Regions from separate parts of the Homo sapiens genome. Here region 2 is linked to region 1. A link is a contact called in ENCODE Hi-C or POLR2A ChIA-PET data. All regions are on one chromosome and are shown on one strand. Each heading gives the region's core, a stretch centred on a gene start or an enhancer-like site at or near the end of the contact. The rest is flanking DNA. Distances are from core to core; before and after follow the strand shown. Region 1 overlaps NHEJ1 (non-homologous end joining factor 1). Region 2 holds the start of TUBA4B (tubulin alpha 4b).

Region 1 (6,097 bases), core at 2,074-4,573:
GCTGAGCCATCCACTTGAAAGCTATGATGATTAGAGGGATAATTTATGGTGAGAGACGGTAGAGGGGAAGGGAGGAACAGAAGAAGAGAGCCTGGGGGGCTGACTGATCATGCAAGTCAAGAGCCTGAGCAAATAGTCAAAAATATGTATCGATCAGCCACAATCTGCAAAGCATTACACAAAGGGCTAGAAGGAGAAACAAAGATCACAACAGATATAACTCTGACCTAAAGAGGCTTATAAACACTGTCCCTGCAATAAGCACCCACCTCTTAACACTCAGCCACTGTATACACATGCACAAGTCTTCAGAGAAAATTCAACCTCAACTTCTTTTCATACACAAAGTCCACTCCGACAACTCATGTGGGCTGTCTCCGCATTTTACCCAGCTCCCTACTCGTTTGCAATTATGACATACAGAGACCCCATAAGAAAAAGATGTTATCACATCAAATATAATTCCTGGCCTGGCCCGGTGGCTCACACCTGTAATCCCAGCACTTTGGGAGGCCGAGGCGGGCAGATCACGAGGTCAAGAGATCGAGACCATGCTGGCCAACATGGTGAAACTCTGCCTCTACTAAAAATATAAAAATTCGCTGGGCGTGGGGGTGTGTGCCTGTAGTCCCAGCTACTCGGAGGGCTGAGGCAGGAGAATCACTTGAACCTGAGAGGCAGAGGTTGCAGTAAGCCCAGATCATACCATTGCACTCCAGCCTGGCAACAGAGCAAGACTCCAACTCAAACAACAACATCAAAAATATATAATTCCTGAATGAAGTGATTGGATTTGCCTCTGCCCTCAAAAGAAGCCAGTCAAGGCCTATGCCCTGGCTCAGGCAGGCTGAGACACTGAATCAAAACGGAGAATCTGAGAACAGCTGAAAGAGCATTTCTTGATTTCTTTTTTCTTTTTTTAATTAAAAATAAAAGAGATCCAAGTAAGGTTTACACATTGCAATTGGTGGATATAACTCTTAGGATTTTTTTTTTCTTTTTGAAACAGGGTCTCACTTTGTAGCCCAGGCTGGAGTGCAGTGACGTGAACACAGCTCACAGCAGCCTTGACCTCCCAGGCTCAAGCAATCCTTCCACCTCAGCCTCCTCAGTAGCTGGGACTACAGACATGCACCACCACACCTGGCTAATTTTTGTCTTTTTTTGTAGAGATGGGGTTTCGCCATGTTGCCCAGGCTGTCTCGAACTACTGGGCTCAAGCGATCAACCTGCCTTGGCCTCCCAAAGTACTGGGATTACAGGTGTAAGCTACCATACCCAGCCTTTCTGCTTTCTTTATGATCCCAAAGGATTCAGGTCCATTTTCTGTGTAAAGGCCATAATACATGAGAACAAGCAGAAAGAAAATGGGGATGGGCACCCTTGTATATGGCTATAGGAAGGAAAGGATCAGCTGGTTCCATTCCACATTTGCAATAAACAAACCAGTTTGATTGGGAGAGGCATGGAATACTTTCTACCCCTTGCTCTGGGGTACCCTCTCCTTTGTTGATTTAGTTCAGGCAACTTGGAGGAGGGACAGGAAGGGCTAGGGCAAACATGTCACAGCCTGCAGTGAATAGAGCCAACAGAAAGGAGAGGCAAAGAACAGAGCTGAGAGGAGAGGAAAAGAGGAGAGGCCTCTCTTCCCATCCCACAACCTGGGCTCCATCCAACACAAAGTTAATTCCTAACCTCGGCTTCACCACCCTGCCCACTGCTTGCATGATTTATCCCCCTATCTGCCTGCATCGCCTTTACAAGCCTCCCAGCCCTGCAGACCATTATAAAAGCTGTCTGTGCTACTGGCTCGACCTGGCCTGGCCCAGGCTCCTGCCACGGTAACCCTTCTCCACCCCTTCATTTTACAAGCCTTCCACCATCATGGAAATCTGAAATCCCACGAAAGAACAGTAAACATCGCAGGGAAAAGAAAATACCTAGCCAGGCTACTCTGGACAGCAGAGTCCCAAACAGACTGATGTCTCTAAGCCAGGGATGAAGGCCTCTAGGCAACAGTGAGCTACCTTCTTGCCTGGACTCACCTGGTCAGTAACAAAGAGATGCACACACAGATGCCAATTCTTCATGGGGCACAGCCAAGAATCCTGGTGCCCTGGGAGTTCCCAGGCTCAGAGAATCAGCCAGAATGTTGGGGAAACGCACAAGTAAACACAGGTGTCAGGTTCAGAGAACCATGTGGAAATGTGAAATTTTAAATAACAGAAAGAGACTAAACATTTTTCAAACCACGAACTCAGAATCAGATCTGTCGCCTTCTTATGGGCTCCAAAGGGAAGTGACATGGTGTAGTGGAAAGAGCATAGGCTTTCAATTCAGCTGACTGGGTCTGAAAGCTGGCTTCATCACTTATTTATTAGCTGTGCGACTTTGGACAACTCATATTTTCTGAATCTCAGTTTTACTCTGTATCATAGAAAAATACCAACTTGTAAAAAGGTTGTGAAGATTAACGATAAGATTTATAGCCAGGATGCCTGGCATACAATAGGTACAAAAAGTTGTAGCTATTACTGTTATTTGGGATGTTAGACATCCTAAAATGGGGGTGTGGTAAGGGTGGACAGGTCCTATTCCTTCTCCATGCAAATACAGCCTTTTTAATAGGTTTCCCCTTTATTCTATGCAGTTCCCTTTCTACACCAGATTCCACTGTTTGATCTCCTGGCTAGGGAAAGAGCCAAAGATAATTTCCTAGGGGAGTATTCTTTCCTACCCATTGCCATGAGGACCCCTGCCCCTTCATGACTTTGAACTCACATAACCTAGCTCTACTCCTGGCCCTTCTTACTAGGCCCACATTGGCTTCTTCAGCCTCAGTTTATAAAGGCTCTTCTTTCTCTTCAGACTCCTCAAGAGAACCTGCCAGCACCCAATGGATTTCATTCTTTTCACGAAATGTTGGGCTGCCCTACTACAACAGACCCTAAGCCAGAAGTGAGGGTTCATACCTTCCTGAACTAACATAGTGGAGAATGGACACTAAGGAATTCTCCAGTCTCTGGGGTCCAAAATGCTCTGCCAAGGAGACTGAGTGCTCCCCAGAGCTCCGTTATTCACTTGGGGGTAGGCAGTGGGAAGATGGAGGGGGAGGGACAGGGAGGGCAGGAAGAGAAGAGAGCCTTGATTCAGGGGGCCAGACTGAGTCTGCTACAGGCCAGGCTCCGCTGAGGTTTCTCGGGTGAAACACGCCTCTGTGATGGCTGTGTCTGTAAAGCGGATGGAAATGCCCATAAAGCCGTATCAAACCCTGTGCAGAGAAGGACAGGGATATATATAGAACCAGGAACCAAAGGGGCCACAGGGGATTCAGGCGGACAGCTCCGCCCAGCCCTTAAACCCGCCCCAGGGAAGGGGGAGGCCCAAGGAACAAGCTGAAGGAATGAAGGCTGGAGACAGCCCGGCGGGCTTATGAAGGGAGTGGGGAAATTAGGGGCGTCAGAGACAATGCTGGAAGAGAGCTAATGACTGAGCTGTGGGAATCAATGGCGGCTGGTGGGAGCTGGGGCCCGCTCCAGCACACAGACAGATGCTAAAGGGCAGACTCTGAGTTTCAGCAGATCCTGGGGGGACTTGAACCATCTGCTTTGGTGTCCCACAGTCTTGACAGTGCTCTGCTTCCTTCTCAGGACCAACAAACCTCTAACAAACCACTTTCCCTGTCTTCCTCTGCATCCCAACCAGTACCTGCAGTTTAAATTAGTCGAGGAGCCGATGTTCTCCATGCCTCACTCCCTTAACCCCACTCCCAGTCTCCCGGAGAAATAAGAGTTGGGGGCAAGTGAAAAAAAGAAACCTATCTGTAAAGAAGTGTCCTGAAGCAAGAAAAGTATTTCAAGATGGAAATCTGTCAAAAGACAGAAACAAATTCACAGAAAAGAAAAAGAGGCTCACAGAATGAGACAATAGTGTAGAAACTATGGCATCTGGTGGAATTGGCCCTAAAGGAGTCTTGCCAGGGACAGAAAGTGAACTGTCTTCCACTCTGGATTGCTGGGATCCCCCTCTCCCCATCAACCTTCCTGTCAAATCAAGACGTTAAGGGTAGAGATTCCAGTGATGGGGAGCTAGAAGACATTAAGCCCACAATAATTTCTTACCTGAGCAACAGCCAGGGTAACCAATCCCCCACTCCCCCATCCCTATTTCAGAAGAGAATCCCTCCCCCTCACAAACCTGAGTCCTCCCCGCCACCCTGCCCCTGGCCCAGCACAAGTAGGACAATGTTTTGGCGCCACCTGCTGTCCTTTCATGACAACTGAGTAGAACAGATCTTTGAATTGAGTGGACCTCAAGCTACCTTCCTTAATTCACCATAAATCCTAAAGGAATTTAATCTAAGAGAAGAGAAACCATAATTTCTATTAAAGAGAGTATTCCTGTGGAGCACACTGGAGAAATCCAGTGCTCCAATCTTCTCCTGTTTCCTTGGACCCTAACTAGCCAGAACATTCTCATAGGATTTTTATATCCAGTCCTACAGCTCTTTGTGACGTTCCTTCTCCAAGAGTCTGGCCGATTTGAGAAAGACAAATACTCAACAAACCCTTTCTCTACTTAATAGAGTCCACATATTTTGAAATTACTATATCACACTGTTTTGGCTTTCTTGGTTTGGCACAGAAATTCGAATTTAGCACCGAGAGGACATGATCTAGTGTTTGTCATCAAACACTAATGAACGCAGTATCACCCAAAAAGCAATGACTTAGATATATTATGCTGCTGTACCATTCCTATGGTCTTCACTCTGGGCAAACATTCTAATATGTAGTAAGTTCACTGAGCAGTCACTTCATCTCACAAAGATACTTTTTCATTCATTTAACAATTTCTACAGCCCCTATTATATGCCAGCCACAAACTGGAGGTACAGTGGTGAGTGAGTCACACAAGGTCCATACTCTCAGAAAGGCTACATTCTAGGATCATTTATCTGACTCAATAAGGTAGTGTAGCAATTTCTCATTCATCTTAAAGAAAATGTAAGTGAATAGCAAAGATCAAGACAAAAATATAAACAGGCTTTGGAAAAAGGCAAAATGAAGAAATATAAGAAGAAGGAATCAGAATAGGGGGCAATGAATGAGTATATAAAAAAGTGTTAATATTATTCTTTCTGGCTATGTTTTTTCCCTAAACCCCATTCCTGGACCTAACTCTAGGAACTGCATGCCAGTGTCCAAGGTCAGCTTCCTCAGACCTCAAGATTTACAGGTCTTTGTAGAAAGAATGAAGAAGAGGCGATATTTATTCAATACCTAGGATTGCTAGCTTAAATTATATGCAAGTATTTCCCCCAAATGTCAACTTGGGAAATATGTGGGGCTCCATCAAGTATACTGCCATTTGTAGAAGAGAGAAAAGTCTCTGATCGGCCCTAGTATGAGCCAATAAATCTAGGGAAATAGAGAGCCACCAAATCTTAGGGCTAGCCATGTCCTCTCCTAACCTCGTCCTCTAATTGTTCCAAGCAGGACTCTACTATACTGATCATTATGTAAAGAATCTTAAAGAAACAGCTCAGGTACAGTGGCTCATGCCTGTAATCCCAGCACTCTGGGAGGCTGAGGTGGGTGGATCACTTGAGGTCAGGAGTTCAAGACCAGCCTGACCAACATGGTGAAACCCCATGTCTACTAAAAATACAAAATTAGCCAGGCATGGTGGTGCATGCCGGTGCATGCCTATAATCCCAGCTACGTGGGAGGCTAAGGCACCAGAATCACTTGAACCCGGGAGGCTGAGGTTGCAGTGAGCCAAGAATGCGCCATTGCACTCCAGCCTGGGCAACAAGAGCAAAACTCTGTCTAAAAAAAAAAAAAAGAAATCTAGGAAAGGAGTTCCCAAAGCTTCCCTAGTAACATAATCTAGTCAGGTAAAAATTCTCTCTACTTCAACTACATCCTTATAATTCAAGTTTATCCCTTCTTGTACTATCTTGAGCAAAATGCAGGAAAGCTATTTACTATCCTATATGTGTTAATTTTCCATATTTAAAAGAATGAACTACCATTCAATCTACTCTCTGAATTAAATAATTCCATTGTCCTTGGATTTTTCTTATTTATCCTAT
Region 2 (6,097 bases), core at 470-2,969, 130 kb after region 1:
ACAGTCTCAAAAGTTCCCTCCCTCCCAAGACACACTCTCACCAGCTTGCGGATCCGATCCAGCACTGGGTCAATGATCTCCTTGCCAATGGTATAGTGACCACGGGCATAGTTGTTGGCAGCATCCTCTTTCCCAGTGATGAGCTGCTCTGGGTGGAAGAGCTGTCGGTATGGGCCATTTCGGATCTCATCTGGAAGGGCAAAAACCACAAAGCTATGCTCAGCAGGGACCTTCCTCCCCCAGGGTGGTAGCTGTGGCCAGATGCATGGAAGGACTCATCCTCCTGCCAGCCTGAGATACCAGAGTGTGAGAGAAACCCAGACCAGCTGCCCAGGCCAGTCTCAGATCAGCTTGCCTTCTGCAGCTTCAAGTACGGCTAGGAATTTTCAGGGCTAGGAATGCCTGGTCTAAATACCCTCTCTCTCCAGGGAGAAGCTTTGAGTCATGCTCCACCCCCTTCAATTTTGTCCCCACTTCCTCTCACCAATGACCGTAGGCTCCAGATCCACAAAAACTGCCCGGGGTACGTGTTTTCCAGCACCAGTTTCACAGAAGAAGGTGGTGAAGGAGTCGTCCCCTCCACCAATGGTCTTGTCACTGGGCATCTGCCCATCAGGCTGAATCCCATGTTCCAAGCAATAGAGCTCCCAGCAGGCATTGCCCATCTGGACACCTGCCTGCCCCACGTGGACTGAGATGCATTCACGCTGAGGGATAGAGAGAGGGGACACAGCATGAGCCCCACATCCACAAGTCCTCACCTTGCGAGTCTCTCTTCCACCCTATCATCTACCAGCTAGGATGACTCAGTTGGCAAGAGTGGAGGGTTGGGGCTGGGCAGAGGTGAGAAGAGAGTAGCAGCCTGCCCGGGCTCCCAGGTACAGGACTCCCCACCTGGAGGCACCCAGCAATGCAGGCCAACCTCTTAGCCCACTTCTCAGTGGGGAATCTGTCAAGTGAGCACTGTGGCTCCACATGACAAAAGGTTTCCTAGAGGTATGGGTTTACAGCTAGAGGCCCCCCCCCCACTTGATTAATTATTTGCTTTGAGTATGAACAGCTAGAATTCATAGAACCCTTTCCCTCTTTCTTTCCTGTAAGCTGCAGAGGTGTCTCAGCCATCCAATCTGGCATCAACTGACCACACGCCATCAGGATGCCCTCCTCCCTCACCTTTAAATCCCATCTGGCTCTGGGGATCAATCCCATCTGGCTCCTCTCCCCACCTCCACCCCCGCACCCTGGGTGTCTTCACCACTTTCATCTCCCGTGTCAGCCCGCACGGAAATAGCGGCGGTAATGCTTGTAAGCTCAGACAGCAGGGGCCAGCAATAAGGTTTGAGGGTACTGGGGCGCTCACTGCCTTAGGCTCCGTCCCTGTCAGCCCGAAATTAACCCCTAAAGCACTAAAGTCCGGCAGGGCCCGCGCGCTCTTCCCACACCGAAATGGCGGGGTGACGGTTTCCAAATACCCAGAAAGGAAGTGGAACCTGCGGTGAGGCCCCAGAGGTGACCCGCCTTGTCCCGGGCAGGATGGGCGCCATCCTGCAGCCCAGCCCTACATCCGCTCTCCCTCTGGAGTCTTTACAGTTATTTCCCAGCCCAAAGCGGGGATTGGGTTTCGGCCCCCGCTCCTGGGCTATAAATACCACCCCCTACATGCACCTCTCTCCCCTCCCCCCAACCTGGCCTCGGCCCGCGCAGTGCTCAGCGCCAGCTGTCTCTGCCCATCCGCGCACCCGGGCTTCGGCTGGAGAGGGCCAGCTCGCTTCAGGAGGCCGAACCCCGTTCCCACCAACCCTCTCAGCTCAGACGCGGGGTGCTGAGTCACGGGGGGGGGGTGGTTCTGTGGATAGTTGGAATGCATACACAGAGGAAAGGGGGATGCGGCACCAGGTAACCTGACCCCTTCCACCTTCTAGCGCCAAGCACGTGCTCGGTCAGTGCTGAGGACCAGGGACTGGGGATGTAAGAGGGCAGCCAAACCCGTCTTCTTTTGCCCGCGGAAAGGACGGGGCGCGGGCCCGCGTGACTCTCATACAGAGTCGGGACACAAATGCTCGTAAGGCAGGAGCAGAGTGCCAGGAAGGGTTCCTCTCTGTTACTGAAGAGTCGCACTCCACCCCAAGCCCCAACCCCAGCCACCGAAGGTGAACTATACGGCTCGGCCAAAGTCACCAGGAGGGGGTTGGGGAGGGAGGATGCAAAACCCTCGCACCTCCTGGAGACCCGGAACGCCCGGTGGAGGTCCCCGAGCATGCCTGGAAGAAGTGTCCCCCAAAGGAGAGGGGCAATTAGGGGACAGGCGCGACCCCGGCCGGGCCGCACTCACCATGGTGAGTCCGGGCGGTGCGTCTCACGTTGAGTCGGGGTGACAGGTCTCAGTGAGAACTGCGCTAGCTGCAGTGCCGCACCGCCCTTATAGGCGGGGGGGGGGCGGGGCCCGCGTTCCCCGCTCGCCCACTAGAGGCTGGGCGGCCCGCAGGCCACGCCTCCCGGGAGGGTAAGCGGCCCCCCCGAGGGGCGGAGCCTGGCCTGGTACCCTCCCCAAGCTGCGCGGGGGTCCCTCACCTGTCCCGCTGGGATTAAGAGTCGCGATTCGGGCTTTAACCATTCTTTCCTCGTTTTGAGCAGACACGCTGGGCTCCCGAGGGCCTCCGCGGAGATGCAGGGTGCTGTGGCAGGGCGAGTCTCACCTGCACCTGCGTCCTGGAGGCACCGGTCATCCAGGTGTTCTGACTTAGGTCGGGAGCAGGCGAGGCGGTCCTTCCCAAGCGGCCACAGCTGGCCTTCACCCCTGCCCTTCCAGCCCTGCCTCCCAGGAGACTCGGGCCGGCTGTGAGGCTGTGGCGCGTCCCCGGGGAGCCCTTGCCAGCTGCCTGACGCTTCCTGGTCCCCGGCCGGGGCGGCAGCCTTTCGCCGACGCCTGTGGGCGGCCGAGGACCCAGAACTGCACAGCCTGAGCCCCAGATTGCCAATGCCTTAGGCGCTCCCGCAGAGTCGAGCCCCGCAGCCTGTCTGCCGGGGCCGACCCCGGAATCTGCCGCGGCTCGCCGGCCGCCCGCGGGTCAGTGGCGCTGTCATCAGCGCAGTCACTATGATGCCCTCGCTGAGGGCACCTGCCCACTCCCCTGCTGCCAGAACTGCGGGAGCGCTGACCGGGGGACCTCAGGACCTGGATTCTCCTCCAGGCTACCCTGTGTGACCTTGAGCAAGTGACTTAACCTCACTGAGTCCTTGACATTTTCGTGGGTGAAAAGGAGACAGTGATGTCATAGTGGAAACATTGTTGTAAGCTATCAAAATGTCTGTTGCCTCTGAAGAGAAAAGAAGAAAATCGAGATTCTCATATCTTGGATGATTCTGACTCTTGGTCTCTTCTGTCTCTAACCCAAGAGCAGGATCTGCAACCCGCACCTTAATGGTCTCAGCACTCAGCCCCTGGTCTCCGCAGAAGCCCTTCTTTCTACATTTCATTCCGTTCTCTCCACCCCATCTTTTCAAGCTACTTCTGCTTTCTCTTTCTCTCTCTCTCTCTCTCTTTTGAGTCAGTGTCTTGCTGTGTCACCCAGGCTAGAGTGCAGTGGTGCAATCTCAGCTCATTGCAACCTCCATCTCCCGGCTCAAGGCCATCCTTCTACCTCATCCTTCCACCTCAGCCTCCTCAGTAGCTGAGACCACAGGCGTGCACCAACACCATGCCCAGCTTATTTTATTTATTTATCTATTTTTGAGATGGAGTTTCGCTCTTGTTGCCCAGGCTGGAGTGCAATGGCACGATTTCGGCTCACCTCAACACCTGCCTCGCGGGTTCTAGCGATTCTCCTGCCTCAGCCTCTGGAGTAGCTGGGATTACAGGCATGGATGCCTGGATGATTTTTGTATTTTTAGTAGAGACGGGGTTTCACCATGTTGGTCAGGCTGGTCTCCAACTCCTGACCTTAGATGATCCACCTGCTTCAGCCTCCCAAAGTGCTGGGATTACAGGTGTGAGCCCCCACACCCGGCCTTATTTTTTGTATTTTTAGTAGAGACAAGGTCTCGCCATATTGTCCAGATTTGTCTTGAACTCCTGAGCTCAAGCGATCCACCCGCCTCAACCTCCCAAAGTGCTGGGATTACAGGCCTGAGCAACCACCCCAGCCTGCCTTGCATTTTCTAATTGTCTCCCTTCACTGGGGAAAGTCATCTGGCAGTGCCCCAGGTGCTGCTGGTTTGCAGATCTTAAGAAACCTGTCTTCCTGGCTCTACATCACTTGGAAAGGATTCACCCCTCCCTCCCCCATCACCTGACAACACAACATAATACCATGAAAGAACTAGTGATGGCAACTCTCTATCAACAAAATAGGCAAGGCATGGAAAGGAATATAGTGAAATATGACAAGGTCTTTCTTCCCAGTAGACTTGCCATCTGATTGGGAGAACAAGACTCATTCATAAAAAGAAAACTGACAGGGGCGTATAATGAGGCTTCTTTGGGGAATAAGGTCATGGTCCCTACAAAGAAAGGAGCCGTGGTGACTATAGGACACATGGCAGTAGGTTGCAGACCCTCCCTGAACCTCTTTTTCCTTGTGCTCTCCTATCCTAGCAGAATGAACATAGTAAGAGACTTGAGCTATCTTAGGAAAAACTCTAAACCTCTTTGACCTTCAGGTGCAGATTCTTCATTTGTAAAACCGGGATAACAACTTCAGATTGTGAATATCAGATGAATTTAGAGATGTACATATTCACATCAAGGCACTGTGTAAGTAGCTGTGACATTTATTTTAGTGCATATAGCACATCATGCTATAGTTATTTGTGTACATGTCCATCTTAATATTATAGATAGCAAACTATTGGAGGTAAGGACTGTGTCTTATTCATCTTTGTTTCTAGCTCCTAGCATAGTGCTTAGCACACCTGGTAAGCATTTGCTAAGTGTGTGTCAGAAGAATTGTTTCACTTCAGAGATGGTAGGCAGAAGAATGCTACCCCATAAAGATGTCCACATCCTCATCTCCAGGACCTGTGACTGTTACCTTACATGGCAAAATACTTTGAAGATGTTATTAAGGTAAAGATCTTGAGATAGGGAGATGATCCTGGATTATCCCAGGTAGGCCCAGTGTAATTTCAAGGGTCCTTATAAGTGAAAGAAGGAGGCAGGAGGGTCAGAGTCAAAGAAGAGGTCAGACCTGGTGCAGTGCTCATGCCAGTAATCCCAACACTTTAGGAGGCTGAGGTGGGAGGATCACTTGAGGTCGGCAGTTTGAGACCAGCTTGGGCAACATAGTGAGACCCTGTCTCTACCAAAAAATAAAAATTATAAAATAAAGAAGAGGTCAAAAGTAAGTAGAGGTCAGAATGATGTGATTGTTGGCTTTGAAGAGGGATAGGGGCCATGAGTAAAAGAATATGGGCAGCCTCTAGAAGATGGAAAAGTCGAGGAATAGATTCTCCCCTAGAATTTCCAGAAGGAAGGCAACCTGGCCAACACCTTCATTTCAGTTCTGTAAGACCCATTTTGGCTTTTTTTTTTTTTTTTTTTTAAGATGGAGTCTCACTGTTGCCCAGGCTGGAGTACAGTGGCGCGATCTCGGCTCACTGCAAGCTCCACCTCCCGGGTTCAAGCAATTCTCCTGCCTCAGCCTCCCGAGTAGCTGGGACTACAGGCATGTCCCACCACTCCTGGCTAATTTTGTATTTTTAGTAGAGATGGGGTTTCACAGTGTTAGCCAGGATGGTCTCGATCTCCTGACCTCGTGATCCACCCACCTCAGCCTCCCAAAATGCTGGGACTACAGGTGTGAGCCACTGCGCCCAGCCTTTTTTTTTTTTTTTTTTTTTGAGGCAGGATCTTGGCCGGGCATGTAATTCCAGCACTTTGGGAGGCCGAGGCAGGTGGATCACGAGGTCAGAAGTTCAAGACCAGCCTGACCAACATAGTGAAACCCCGTCTCTACCAAAAATACAAAAAATTAGCCAGGTATGGTGGTGTGCACCTGTAATCCCAGCTACTCAGGAGGCTGAGGCAGGAGAATCGTGTGAACCTGGGAGGCAGATGTTGCAGTGAGCCAAGATTGCACCATTGCACTCCAGCCTGGGC

Evidence for each region. A loop is a pair of places that touch in the nucleus more often than their neighbours do. ChIA-PET counts read pairs that join two places held with the same protein, here RNA polymerase II (POLR2A). Pooled maps may share reads with other maps.
Region 2: a loop to region 1 is called in a pooled map, with 1.9 times the contacts of the local background. The contact joins the promoter of TUBA4B here to the enhancer-like site in region 1. A Hi-C loop is called at or near these places in 1 of 50 pooled maps. POLR2A ChIA-PET finds 5 or more read pairs at or near these places in 7 of 52 experiments (GM10248, HEK293T, HepG2 and 4 more).

The regions. Positions count from the first base shown.
Region 1 is chr2:219,115,373-219,121,469 of GRCh38, forward strand. All of the region lies in intron 5 of NHEJ1 (non-homologous end joining factor 1), which reads right to left. Among named protein-coding and RNA genes, the nearest start is that of NHEJ1, 42 kb to the right of the region's middle. Within about 2 kb of position 3,324, at least 3 of the 41 ENCODE cell types and tissues checked have a DNase peak (open chromatin) inside an H3K27ac peak, as active enhancers do.
Region 2 is chr2:219,251,524-219,257,620 of GRCh38, forward strand. TUBA4B (tubulin alpha 4b) reads left to right here and starts at 1,720. Exons shown (of 4, transcript NM_001355221.1): 1 at 1,720-1,896. The coding sequence starts at 1,885. TUBA4A (tubulin alpha 4a) reads right to left here and starts at 2,395. Exons shown (of 4, transcript NM_006000.3): 1 at 2,333-2,395; 2 at 485-707; 3 at 42-190. The coding sequence starts at 2,335. RefSeq lists enhancers at 1,778-1,857, 1,888-1,947, 3,378-3,447 and a silencer at 2,358-2,727.